Regions from separate parts of the Homo sapiens genome. Here region 1 is linked to region 2. A link is an interaction called in ENCODE POLR2A ChIA-PET data of the cell type or tissue named here. Cell type or tissue: A673. All regions are shown on one strand. Links, peaks and the distances in the headings refer to the core of each region. The heading gives the core; the rest is flanking DNA.

Evidence for each region. Peaks named below come from ENCODE experiments on the same cell type or tissue, not always from the same donor. Only the 100,000 strongest peaks of a DNase experiment are listed, where the experiment ranks them.
Region 1: POLR2A ChIA-PET joins it to region 2 with 6 read pairs; 6 of 35 experiments call an interaction of 5 or more read pairs at or near these places.

Annotation. Positions count from the first base shown.
Region 1 is chr14:70,916,293-70,922,917 of GRCh38, reverse strand. All of the region lies in intron 1 of PCNX1 (pecanex 1), which reads right to left. Among named protein-coding and RNA genes, the nearest start is that of PCNX1, 12 kb to the right of the region's middle. In A673, for the core only: no CTCF peak of the experiment used is centred there; a DNase peak (open chromatin) is centred at 2,947; H3K4me3 peaks cover 448 bases; H3K27ac peaks cover 1,263 bases.
Region 2 is chr14:71,000,094-71,006,718 of GRCh38, reverse strand. All of the region lies in intron 8 of PCNX1 (pecanex 1), which reads right to left. Among named protein-coding and RNA genes, the nearest start is that of PCNX1, 96 kb to the right of the region's middle. In A673, for the core only: no CTCF peak of the experiment used is centred there; no DNase peak of the experiment used is centred there; H3K27ac peaks cover 904 bases.

The DNA of each region.
Region 1 (6,625 bases), core at 623-5,622, 84 kb after region 2:
GTATTATTTGGCAACATCTAGTTTGATTTTAAATGTGCATACCGTTTGACCCAGTAATTTTTATAAACTAATGCTACAAATCCCACAAGTCTTATATACGTAAGTGTTCACTAATATATTGCCCAGCATTGTTTGCACTAGCAAAAAAAAAAAAAAAAAGGTAATGACCTAAATGTCCCCCACTAGGGAACCAATAATTTATACAATGGATTACTCTAAAATGGTTCAAAAAATGAAGAAGAGTTACATGCACTTCAGTGGATCCTGCAACACAAATATAATCCCATTGGCTATTTCAAGTACATACATATATGAATATATGTTTGTATATATACACTACCAAGAGGAAACAACCATTATCTCTGAGGCATGTGAACTGGTAGCGTGGATGATAGAGAACAGAAGACTTTTTATTTTATTTATAACATTTCCCCTATTTTTATTATATAACCTTAAAATATATAGTATTCACATTTACCGGTTTTCTCCATGCTATAAAATTCTCCCCTATTAAAGGTTTGTAAAAAAATTCATGTTTTCATCTAATACCTATTAAAGGTTTGCAAGAAAAAAATTCATGTTTTTGTCTAATACCTATTAAAGATTTTTTAAAAATTCATGTTTTCTATATATACTTAACTACTGTCTGGAATAATTTCTACAACTAGTATTATTTTCATGACAAAAACTTAACAAAGGATTTTTAACTTAAGGGTGAAATGCTCCATAAATACACCATACTGGGTAAAAAGCACTATATAAGTTGTACTATTATCCATACCATAAAAGTGTACATTATTGCCAGAATCAGTTACTCAGCAATTTCTTCAGTGCTGAAAAAGGGAGATGAGTTAAACTAAAACCTAAGTAGGAAATAATAAGATGTTTTCAGGCATTCACAAATAACAGACCTCCCAGCACAGTGACTGTTAACTTGGAATGGCCATCAGAATCACCTATCCCGACATATATTTTGAAAAACAACTCCCCCTCCAAATGTACCAATAGACAAATTAAAAATATTGCCTGAAGCATTTAGGGGGTGATGTGTCATAATGTTTGCAACATACTGTCAATTGAGTCAGATATGTGTGTAAGAGAGACAGAGTATGTACAGATAAATACCATGCATCTTTATATAGTTGAAACAAATGTGATTTTTCAAAAAGGTTCATAATAGTGGAATCTAGATGAAGCATTCTTTCAATTTTCTTATACATTTGAAAATCTTCATATACAGAAATTGAAAAAAGATCACTTCAAGTATATTTAAAGTATTTTAAGTATATTTTTCAATAACACATCCTGGTATTCTTCAATATTCAATACTGTGACATTAAGGGAGTAAAGTAAGATTTTTGGTAACAAAGCATATTTTTGTTAAGATTAGCTATCTTTATTCTCACTTTGAAAATATCTTTACCAGCCTGGGCAACATAGGCAGATCTTATCTCTACAAAAATTCAAAAATTAGCCTGGCATGTTGGTTCACACCTGTAGTCCTAGCTACTCAGGAGACTCAGATGGGAGGACTGCTTGATATATAAATCAAATACATATGAAATTGAGGATTTCATTAGTAAAATGCCAAAAACAACCCAAAATTCCTCTTTATTCCCCATCCAAGTTCATTTCAGTTTTGTCATGAGGGTCATGAGGGTCTGTGAGGCTTGTGGAAATTACGTGTAATGTATATTTGTGGCATAAATACTGCTGAGTGAAAATGAAATTGGTTTATTTAGGTTTTCTGAATTGTTTGTTTTTATATCATTTCTTTTAACCATTCCAGATACATACCAAGAATGTTATAAATAATATTCTCAGAAGCTAAAAAATAACTCACTGAGAAACCCTTAATGTGTTAGATAAATTAGAATACTTAAGCAGAGCAAAACACTACATCCAAGAACATACATTCTTTTAAGGAACAATCTTTTCCCCAGAACAAAGATTAATTTGCCCAGTGGGAAGATTATGGAAACACTATTCCAGCACAAATAACCTCATAAAGGTCCCACCATAAGGCCTACCACAGCACCCAGCACACAGTGAAGGTTCTGAATGTATGAATATCCTCTGCATAAAGCATTCTAGGAAATAATTACATCCTCCTTCCAATTCCTGAGCACTTTATGACACACAAGGCATTAGTCATATTCTACCTTATAATATGGCTGTGTACTTGTCTCATAGCCTCAATTTATAAATTAGTAAAAACAGCATTATACAGAGAGCCAAGAGACAGGTGTCCATACTGTCATAAATGAGCTCTAGTCTTTTTCATCTTGGAATTATTTCATTTTACGAAATTTGTCATATGTAAAATACCTCAGTTTTAAAATAGCCTAATATAGGTTAATGGTTAGCCTGTATTAGGTTATTCAAAAATATTCAGAATACTCTCCCTCTCTTTTGTCCATCTGAAATGTATCTATCATAGATGTAAAACCTTTTGCAAATTTTTCTCATAAGATACATTTGACAAATTGTATACATCCTCAAAGAACAGAATTCTAGCCTGTGAGGGGAAAAGAAGAAAGCCATAGTAAAGATGATACTAAATGCAACACAGTGGCCTGGACTGAAGGATCTTGAAACAGAAAAAGTACAACTGATGAAATCCAAATAAAGTGTATAGTCCATTAATAGCATTGCACTAATGTTAATTTCTAATTTTTTGAAACCATGGTTATGTAACATTTTAGTATTAGAGGACACTGGGTGAAGGGTATACAGGAACTCCATCTTTGCAACTTGTCTGTAAATCTAAAATTATAACAAAATGTAAAGTTTTAAAGATGACAACTGCAATAATTAGATCTGTTGAGTATATGTCTAGACAACACTCAAACAAGGAGTGAGGAGGGGTAGGAAAAGGAAAACAGCCAGACACGTGATTCAAGCTTCTCAAAGTTGTGATTAATCTTCCTGCCTGTTCTCAGGGCAGTTGGCGCTCAGGGTTCTATTTGGCTCGTTCAAAGCTCTACAGAATGCAACTTTTTTTTCCCCCTTAAAACCTCAAAGGAAATGACTTCCTTTTCCCTAAGTTTTCTTTTCTTTCTTGTAACACAAAGCAACTAGCACTGACAGTGCAAGTTATAAAAGATGCAACTGCTCAGGTTCCAGGGATAAAAGAAGAACTCTGAACTGTTTTACAATTCTACCAAATAAAGCATCTCCTATTTGGTGGGGGGGGGGGGGGGGGGGGAGCAGAGAAACCAGAGGAACCAGAATCAGTAGCTACTTATTTCATCTATAGTATTTAGTAAAGTTCATCTATATGGATTTAGTAAAGTTCATCTATATGCTAAAGAAGTCAACAGCAATCAACTCTATAGAACGTTTGTTGTAATCTTCTCTTCTCCATATTATTAGTCTGTGCTATTCTAGTGTTATTACTCTCAGGTGTCTCAACTCACCTGCCAAAAAATTCTTAGCCCCTCCAGCTTTCCTAAGAGACACAGGAAAATCATTTAACTCAGATAACAGAAGGAGGCACTCAGTCTCTCTCAAAGAAACATTTCTGCTTGTCAGTTGCTTGCTGTGAAAATTAATTACAAAGAATAGGAAAAATCAGATCAAATTTCTTATGCAATATGTTAGTGCAGTATGCATCCTTAATTTGGACTAAAAAAGTTGAAATTTAAAAAATACTTCAAGAAAAATTCTGTCTACTGTCAAGGACAAAATATTACTGATACTTATTACTGGATGTTTCATTAAATAGTCCATTGAGTCGGGTGCAGTGGCTCATGCCCGTAATCCCAGTGACTCTGGAGGCTGAGGCAGAATGATCATTTGAGGCCAGGAGTTTGAGACCAGCCTGGGCAACATACCAAGACCCCCGCCTCAACAAAAAAATTTTAAAAAGTAGCTAGTTGTGGTGGCACAGGCCTGCAGTCCCAGCTACTCAGAAAGCTGAGACAGGAGGATCCACTGAGCCTATGAGTTTGAAGCTGAAGGGAGTTATTATCACACCACTGTACTCCAGCCTGGGCGATGAAAAAGACTTTGTCTAAAAAAAAAAAAAAAACCAAAAAACCACCAACAAACGAACACTCCATTGAATAAGAAATTGATAACAGTAACACCCTGTTTTGGAAAAGTGTTATGTGAGAGTGGGAAAACAAGTACTCTCAATACTGTTGACAGAGATTTAAATTAGCACTACCTAGTCCTAGAAGAAAATTTGGCATTTTTAACCATTCTCCTCTGCAAAATGCAGGCAGATCTTATGTTGTGCTTAGCTTTATGGTGCTTCACAGATACTGCATTTTGTACAAACTGAAAAGCTGTGACACCTCTGTGGAGCATGTCTCTATCAGCACCATTTTTCCAACAGCATGTGCTCACTTTGTCTGTGTGTCACATTTTGGTAACTCTTCAATATTTCATACTTTTTCTTTACTATATCTGTTACAGTGATCTGTAATCAGTAATCTTTGATTTTACTATTTTAGAATTACAATAGTGTAAATTCTAAAATAAAATAGTAAAATCAAAGATTTGTTGATGGGAGTACCATCAACCTTGCCCACAGACGATAGTAAAGAGTGTTCAAGTGAAAGGAAGAGTCACGTTTCTCTCACTTTAAACAAAAAGCTGGAAATGATTAAATTTAGTGAGAAAGGCACATCAAAAGCCAAGACAGGTAGAAAGCTAATCCTCATGCACCAAAAGTCAAGTTCTGAATGCAAAGGAAAAGTTCTTGAAGAATATTACAAGTGCTACTCCAGTGAACACACAAATGAATAACATTGCTGATATGGAGAAAGTTTGAGTGGTCTGAATAGAAGATCAAACCAGCCACAACATTCCCTTAATTAAGCCAAAAGCCTAATCCACAGCAAGGCCCCAACTCTCTTCAATTCTATGAAGGCTAAGAGGTGAGGAAGCTGAAGAAAATTTGACTCTAGCAGAAGTTGGTTCATGAGGTTAAAGCTGTTGCCATAACATAAAAGTTTACATGAAGCAACAAGTGCCGATGTAGAAGCTGCAGCAAGTTATCCAGAAGATCTAAGATCACTGATGGTGGCTACACCAAACAACAGATTTTTGGTGTAGATAAAACAACCTTCTGGAAGAATATGCCATCTAGGCCTTTCATAGCCAGAGAAGGTTAAGTCAATATCTGGCTTTAAAGCTTCAAAAGACAGGCTGACTCTTTTGCTAGTGTCTAATGCAACTGGTGACTGTAAGTTAAAGTCAATGCTCATTGGCCATTCCAAAAATCCAAGAGCCCTTAAGAATTATTCCAAATTTATTCTGCCTGTGTTCTATAAATGGAACAATAAAGCCCAGAAGACATCACATCTGTTTACAGCATGGTTTACTAAATATTTTAACCCCATCTTTGAGACCTACTGGTCTGAAAAAAAGATTCCTTTCAAAATACTACTGCTCCTTGACATGGTACCTAGTTATCCAAGAGCTCTGATGGAGACATAGAAGAAAATTAATGTTGTTTTCATGCCTGCTAACACAACATCTATTCTCCAGCCCCATGGATCAAGGAGTAATTTTGACTATCAAGTCTTAGTATTTAAGAAATACATTTCATAAGGCTGTCAGACAGTGATTCCTCTGATGGATCTGGATGAAGTAAACTGAGAACCTTCTGGAAAGGTCTCACCATTCTAGATGCCATTAAGAACATACATGATTCATGGGAGGTAGAAATATTAACATTGACAAGGTGTTTGGAAGAAGTTTATTCCAACCCTCATGGATAACTTTGAGGGGTTTAAGACTTCAGTGGAGGAAATCCCACAGATGTGGTGAAAACAAAAAGAGAACTAGAATTGGAAGTAGAGCCTGAAGATGTGACTGGATTGCTGTAATCTCATGACACAACTTGAAAAGATGAGGAGTTGCTTCTTATGGGTGAGCAGAGAGAGTGATTTCCTGAGATCCAATTTGCTCCTGGCGAAGACGCTGTGAACACTGTTGAAATGACAACAAAAGATCTAGAATATTACATCAACTTAGCTGACAAAGCAGTAACAGGATTTGAGACAGCTGACTCTAATTTTGAAAGAAGTTTTACTGTGGGTAAAACGCTATCAAGCAGCATTACACGTACAGATAAATCTTTCATGAAAAGAAGAGTCAATTGATGCTGCAAACTTCATTGTTGTCTTATTTTAAGAAATTGCCACAGCCACCTCAACCTTCAACAGTCACCCCCTGGTCTGTCAACAACACTTAGGCAAGACCCTTCACCAGCAAAAAAATGACAACTCGCCGAAGGTTCAGATAATCCTTGGCATATTTTTAAGCAATAATGTATTTTTTAATTAAGGTATATACATTGTATTTTTAGACACAATGGTACCGCACACTTAACAGACTACAGCATAATGTAAATATAACTTTTATATGCACTGGAAAACCACAAAATTTGTGACTCATTTTATTGCAATATTCGCTTTATCGCAGTGATCTGGAACCAAACTTGCAATATCTCCAAGGTACGCCTGTACTCTCTTTCCCTGGCTCTTTTTTCGTCTTCATTTTACAACTCTGTCTTCCTTTGCTGATTTCTAAATGCTGTTTAGGCCTTGGAATTCTGTCCAAGGCCATTTTCTTTTTAATGAGATAAACTTTCTTCCCAGAAGATCTACAT
Region 2 (6,625 bases), core at 829-5,828:
TTATGAAGATTACGTTTGTACAAGTTTTCTTGGCATACACAGCAATTTTACTATTTCTTTTGAGATTAAAACCATCATATTTAAACTTTAGATCTGAAGTAAAATATGCCGTTACAATACCCCTATTTTAATATTATTCTGCCTTAAGAAAAATACTTCAATACTAATTTTTTCTAATAAACAGAGTAGAAAGCAGAGCAAAGAAATATGTCCTTCTCACATGAATTTGGATTATAAACTAAGCCATCTCATCATGATTCAACTGTGACCAATTAATTATACCTGATAGAATGCCTCTGTCATGACTTAAGGAGAAAAAAAAATCAGTTTCTAACAAAATAAACACGATTAGAAACTGGAATTTCAGACTTGTAAAAATTATACTGGCCAAGGGACTGCATCTCTAAAGACACATACACAAAAAGCTGATATGCCAGGCGCAGTAGCTCATGCCAGTAAATCTCAGCATTTTGGGAGGCAAAGTGGGAGGACTGCTTGAGCCCAGGAGTTCAAGACAAGCCCAGGCAACATAGTGAGACCTCATCTCTACACACACACACACACACACACACACACACACACACACACACACACACACACACACACACACACACAGACACACACACGTACTAGCTGGGTGTGGTGGCATGTGCCCATGGGCCTAGCTACTTGGGAGGTTGAGGTAGGAGGATCACTTAAGCCTAGGAGGTTGCGGCTGCAGCGAACTGTGTTCATGCCACCGCCCTCCAGCCTGGGCAAGAGAGTGAGACCCTGTCTCAAAAAAAAAAAAAAAAAAAGTTAAGATACCTAGTATTTCTTAGCAGTCTTATTGAATACTCAATAGTGACTGTTATTGTTCATAAAATTTGTTAATTACACACAACCATTCTTTTGAAGTAATATTTCAAAGTAACAACTATAGGTCAATGAATAAGTGATGAGCAACAGGAAGATGAGTAAAACTGGATACTCACTTAACACCAAGGATACTTGAAGCATTTGCCTAGAGCCATGAATGGTGCAGCAGGCAAATTCTGATAAACATTCACAAGACACTGATAAAAGACATGGGAAATGAATGGGATTCTCTAACTTACCCTATCAGTAAAAATCCTCACCATACAAAACGAAGTTGAGTACATCAAGAATTTTAAGAACAGTACTCACCTAAGAAACTCCAATTGCATTCCCCACCCCCCCTTTTTTTTTTTTAGACAGAGACTCACTCTGTCACCCAGGCTGGAGTGCAATGGCACAATCATAGCTCACTGCAATCTCAAACTCCTAGGTTCCAGTGATCCTCCCACCTCAGCTTCCTGAGTAGCTGGGGCTGCAGGCACACGCCACAGTGCCTGGCTTACTTTTTAAAACTTTTTTGTAGAGATGGGGGTCTTGCTATGCTGCCCAGGCTGGTCTCGAATTCCTGGGCCTAAGTGATACCTCCTGCCTCAGCCTCCCAACGTGCTGGAATTACAGGTGTTAGCCACCACGCCCAGCCTGTTGCATTCTTGACATCACTCATTTTTCTAAAGTTACCTATATGTATCTTGGAAGGAGGTGGTTACTAGAACAACAAATCATCCATAGTGTTTTTCTAATCTTCCAAGTACCAACAACAAAAGAGGTCTCTTAAATTTCTTGGATAATTTTCTTCTTTAACCACCTACCTCCCCCAACCTTCCCTTCATTCTGTGTCCTCCAAGCCTGATGCACTGTCTACACTGACTTCTCTTTTTTTAAGTATTACTCATAGGGCAGAGAGGGGCTATAAAAACAAAGAGAGATATATGGGCAGTAAATGTATAAAGTGAGTTTTTAAAAGACATTTGGGGGAACATATACATTCTATATGACTGAAGTACTCAATAATAGAAATGTTATTCAAGAAATAATCTGATGGAGATAGCACTGTGTTCATAATGCAATCTCAATGAATATATTATACTTTTAAAGAGAAGGCCTTTAAGATCAATTCTAATTTCTTGGATAGCACCCCCCTTATAATCATAAGTGGTGACTCAGTTTTTACCCACACAGAAATTACTCACTATATTGCTGCTTACTGGTTAATGCAACGGTCCCCAACCTTTCTGGCCCCCAACCTTTCTGGCATAAGGGACCAGTTTCATGGAAGATAACTTTCCTATGGATCCAGGGGATTGGAGGACGGTTTCAGGATGAAACTGTTCCACCTCAGATCATCAGGCATTGGATTCTCATAAGGAGTGGGCAACCTAGATCCCTTGCATGTGCAGTTTACAATAGGGTTCATGCTCCTATGAAAACTGAATGCTGCCACTGACCTGACAGGAAGCGGAGCTCAGGCAGAAATGCTCGCTCCGCACACCCTGCTCACCTCCTGCTGTGCAGCCCTGTTCCTAACAGGCCGCAGATCCATGCCAGTCCATGGCCTGGGAGTTGGGGACCCCTGGGTTAATGGACTTGTTTCTCCCTAGATTAGGGGAGAAATAAAAAGGTCAGAAAACTTTTCCTGTGAAGGGCCAGATAATACATACTTTAGGCTTCATGGGCCAGATAACCTCTGTTGCAACAATTCAAGTCTACAACTGTAACATGAAAGCAGGCATAAGACAATACAGAACATAAACACAAATTTTATTTATTTACAAAAACAGGTAGGTATAGAGCTGGACTTAGCCCACAGGCGGTGGTTTACTAACACCTGTCCTAGACCAAGAATCTTAGGCTCCAAAAACTTCTTTAATCCTCATGATACAATGGAAATCAGGTCACTATGTCCTTGTAACTTCAAGTTTCAATATTTAGAACAAGTCTTTTTTCTTAGTATGTGCAATGCTGTTCTAGCTTTTTAAATCAGAAGGATAAGGAAAAGGTAGGTATAAGAAGAAAGTCTGGTTTAGAAGACAGCTTTGGGGACTGGTAAGGAAAGACAGATATCTCTATTGCTTGGCAACTATAAGTGAGATTTACATACTGATATATTTTACTGACATGGCTATCTGATTATCTAGTTCTGAGTTAATAAAACATGCCTTAATTAATTGTTAAAAACTCCACTCCTGCTTGCTAATCCCCAAATCAGCTGAACTTTCCAAAAGTGAATGTACAAGTTCATATTTTGCTGTGATTTCATTATCCACTCACATTTTATTTCAAAAAGACAAGTTCTTCTTACTTGGGTAAAATAATCTATAATAACGACATTGATGACATTAAGACTGGTCAGGTAAACAAAAAGACAAGCCACAGAATGGGAGAAAATATTTGTAATTTGTATCTGACAAATAAGTTGTATTTAAAATATCAAAAGAACTCATACCTCAACAGTTAGAAGACCAACAACCCAGGCTGGGCGCAGTGGCTCATGCCCGTAATCCCAGCGCTTTGGGGGGCCGAGGCGGGCAGATCACCTGACGTCAGGAGTTCGAGACCAGTCTGACCAACATGGCAAAACCCCGTCTCTACTAAAAATACAAAAATAAAAAAATAGCTGGGCACGGTGGCACGCACCTGTAATCCCAGCTACTTGCGGGGCTGAGGTAGGAGAATCGCTTGAACCCAGGAGGCAGAGGTAGCAGAGAGCTGAGATTGCATCACTGCACTCCAGGCTGGACAACAAGAGTGAGACTCTGTCTCAAAAAAAAAAAAAAAAAAAAGAAGACAACCAACAACCCGATTTTTAAAATGAGTAAATTTCTGGACACACTTCACAAAAGAAGATATATATGTATGTGGCCAATAAGCACATCAAAAGATGCTTACTATCTTTAGTCATAAGAGAAATTCAAATTTAAACCACAATGAGTTACCATTCTATACCCATTATGTCTACAATTCTAAAGGCCAACAAAAGCAAATGTTGGCAAGAAAGGGAACTACTGGAATTTGGTGGTGGGGATGTAGAACTCTTTTCAAAAAGACAGTTCAGAAATTTTATTCACAACAGCCAAAAACGGGAAACAACACAACCATCGCCAGGTGAACAGATAAGCAATATACAGCCTGCTCATACAATGGAATTCTCAGCAGTAAGAAAGAACAAACTACTCACACATGCAAGCAGTATGATGAAATCTCAAAAAGCATTACACTACAGGAAAAGTACATACAAAAGGCTGTATACTATATGACTCCATTTATATCAACTGCTAGAAGAGGGAAATCATAATGATAGAAAGCAGATTAGTGGTTGTCTATGACCAGAGGCAGCAGAGAGATGGACTGCAACAAGGCACAGAGAATTTTTTGAAGGTGACAGAAACACTCGCATCTTGATTAAGGTATCTGACGGGTATACACATCTGTTAAAACTCCTTGAATTGTATACATTTAACAGATGCCATTTATTGTGCCTAAATTATATATCCATAAAATTGATGAAGAAACAAGAAAATAAAGACTGACCAGGTAAGAGTCTGATGAGCATGTAGCAGCAAACAGTCAGTGAAATTCCTACCAGATACTAAGATTTGGGGGAATTACATTGGTATTTGCCGTTCTGTTTCATGGTTCCATTTAAAAATTATTACTCATCAGAAAATTAAAAAGTAGTATATAAGAAGAAAGTTCATTACTACCCAAAGACAGCCACTGCCAAGAGTATTTTCTGTGTTCCTCTGAACGGAATCTTCCCCTCACTGAATTTCTGCTGGGCTTCTGTCCACCTAGTTAGAGACATTTTTCAGCCTCTCCCACGACGAGAAGTTGTCACATGATTATGTATGGCCAATGAAAGGTGGGAGAAAACGAAAGGCATGTTTTCCAAATCTGAATCAGGAAGATAAAGGCTAGATGTCCTTGACCTTTTCTCCTCATTCCTGTTTGCTGGAAAATGTCAACGACTACAGCAGGCACTTAGGACAAGGCAAGAAAGCCACATGTGAAAGATAACATCATTCATCCATCATGACAGAAATAGATCCCATTAGACTCCCAATGGTTCTCATGAGAGAAATAGAAACTTCTCTTTCATTTCAATGATTTTGGAAGGGTCTCTCCTTTAAAGAATCTAGCATATATTCCAACTAATGCATATACTAACCAGCTTTAATTTAGAATCTTAAGAATGATTAATGTTAGAAAGCAGATAATCTAGTCTAGTGATTCAATGAATTCTTTACAACATACTAGCAAGAGACAAATTAAATATCTCAACCTGTCCCTGTAAGTTTCCGTAAAATTCCTAGAGCTGTTCAGGCACCCAAAACTATTTGAAATAATATTCTAGTAGTCTTCCTACAATAACAGTGATAAACTTCTGAGCATTATCCAGGGGATGAAAATAAGAGTAGATAAAATTCATCTAGATTTACTTTTAACTTGTAATATTTGTGGCGATCCTCCCAAACTCTACCAGATAAAGTATAAACTAGAGCTTTCCATAAAGCCATTAACAGTATATATCAAAGCCCCAAAAATGTATATTCCCCTTGACCGATAATTCCATTTCAACATTATTTACCCTAAGAAAAAAATCACAGCTGCTGTACACTAAAGCTTATGTAATGGACATTCAGCACAGTGTTCACTGCAATAGGAAATATCAGGAAACAGTGTGAAGACTAACAATGGGGTTAATTGATTAAATAATGATATAATATTTTATCAATAATGACAAAGATGATTATATAACAAGTTTACAATTGTCGAGCACTGTTCTAATTGTATGCTTAATAAATATAATCCTGACAATAAACCTATGAAGTAGCCATTATTTTTGCCATCCTTTGATAACTGAGGAAACTGAGGCTTAAGACAAGACAATAACTTTCCCAAGATCGCATAGTTAATAACTGGTAGAGCAAAGATTTGAAGCCAAGAAGTTTGGCTCCAGAGTCCACTATATTGTACTGCCTTTCACATACATCTAAGTGACAAAACATTATGCAGCCACTTAAAAACAAATCAAAGAGGCCGGGCATGGTGGCTCATGCCTATAATCCCAGCACTTTGGGAGGCCGAGGTGGGTGGATCACCTGAGGTCAGGAGCTCGAGACCAGCCTGGCCAACATGGCAAAACCCCATCTCTACTAAAAATACAAAATTAGCCAGGCATGGTGGCACATGCCTATAATCCCAGCTACTCGGGAGGCTAAGGCAGCAAAATCGCTTGAACCCAGGAGGCGGAGGTTGCAGTGAGCCAAGATTGCACCACTGCACTCCAGCCTGGGCGACAAAGTGAGACTCCGTCAAAAAAAAAAAAAAAAAAAATCAAGGGACAGCTAATAACATGAGTAAATGTTCAGACTGCTAAGTGAAAAAAGCAAGATACAAAACTCAAACAGTAGCACAAAAGTCACGACATGATCCTAACTCTATTTTTTTAAGTGCATATACACATGTACATTTTAAAAGACTGGAAGGAATAAATTACAACATACTAATAGTGGATATCTCTTAGTGATGAGATTGTAGATGACTTAATTTTCTTCATGGTATTTTCCAGTATTTGTCAACTTGTATTTCTGTTGTAAGGATGGGAAAAGCACATTCTACTTTTACCAAAACGAAGTAGAATATAGCCCTTAAACCTCTTAATACTTCTTCTTTTGAAATATAATGAAGTATTTTTATTGTTTTGATAAAAATAAACATTTTACTTTCATTTATATATACTTTGTTGCCCCTCACCCCCCAAAAATGA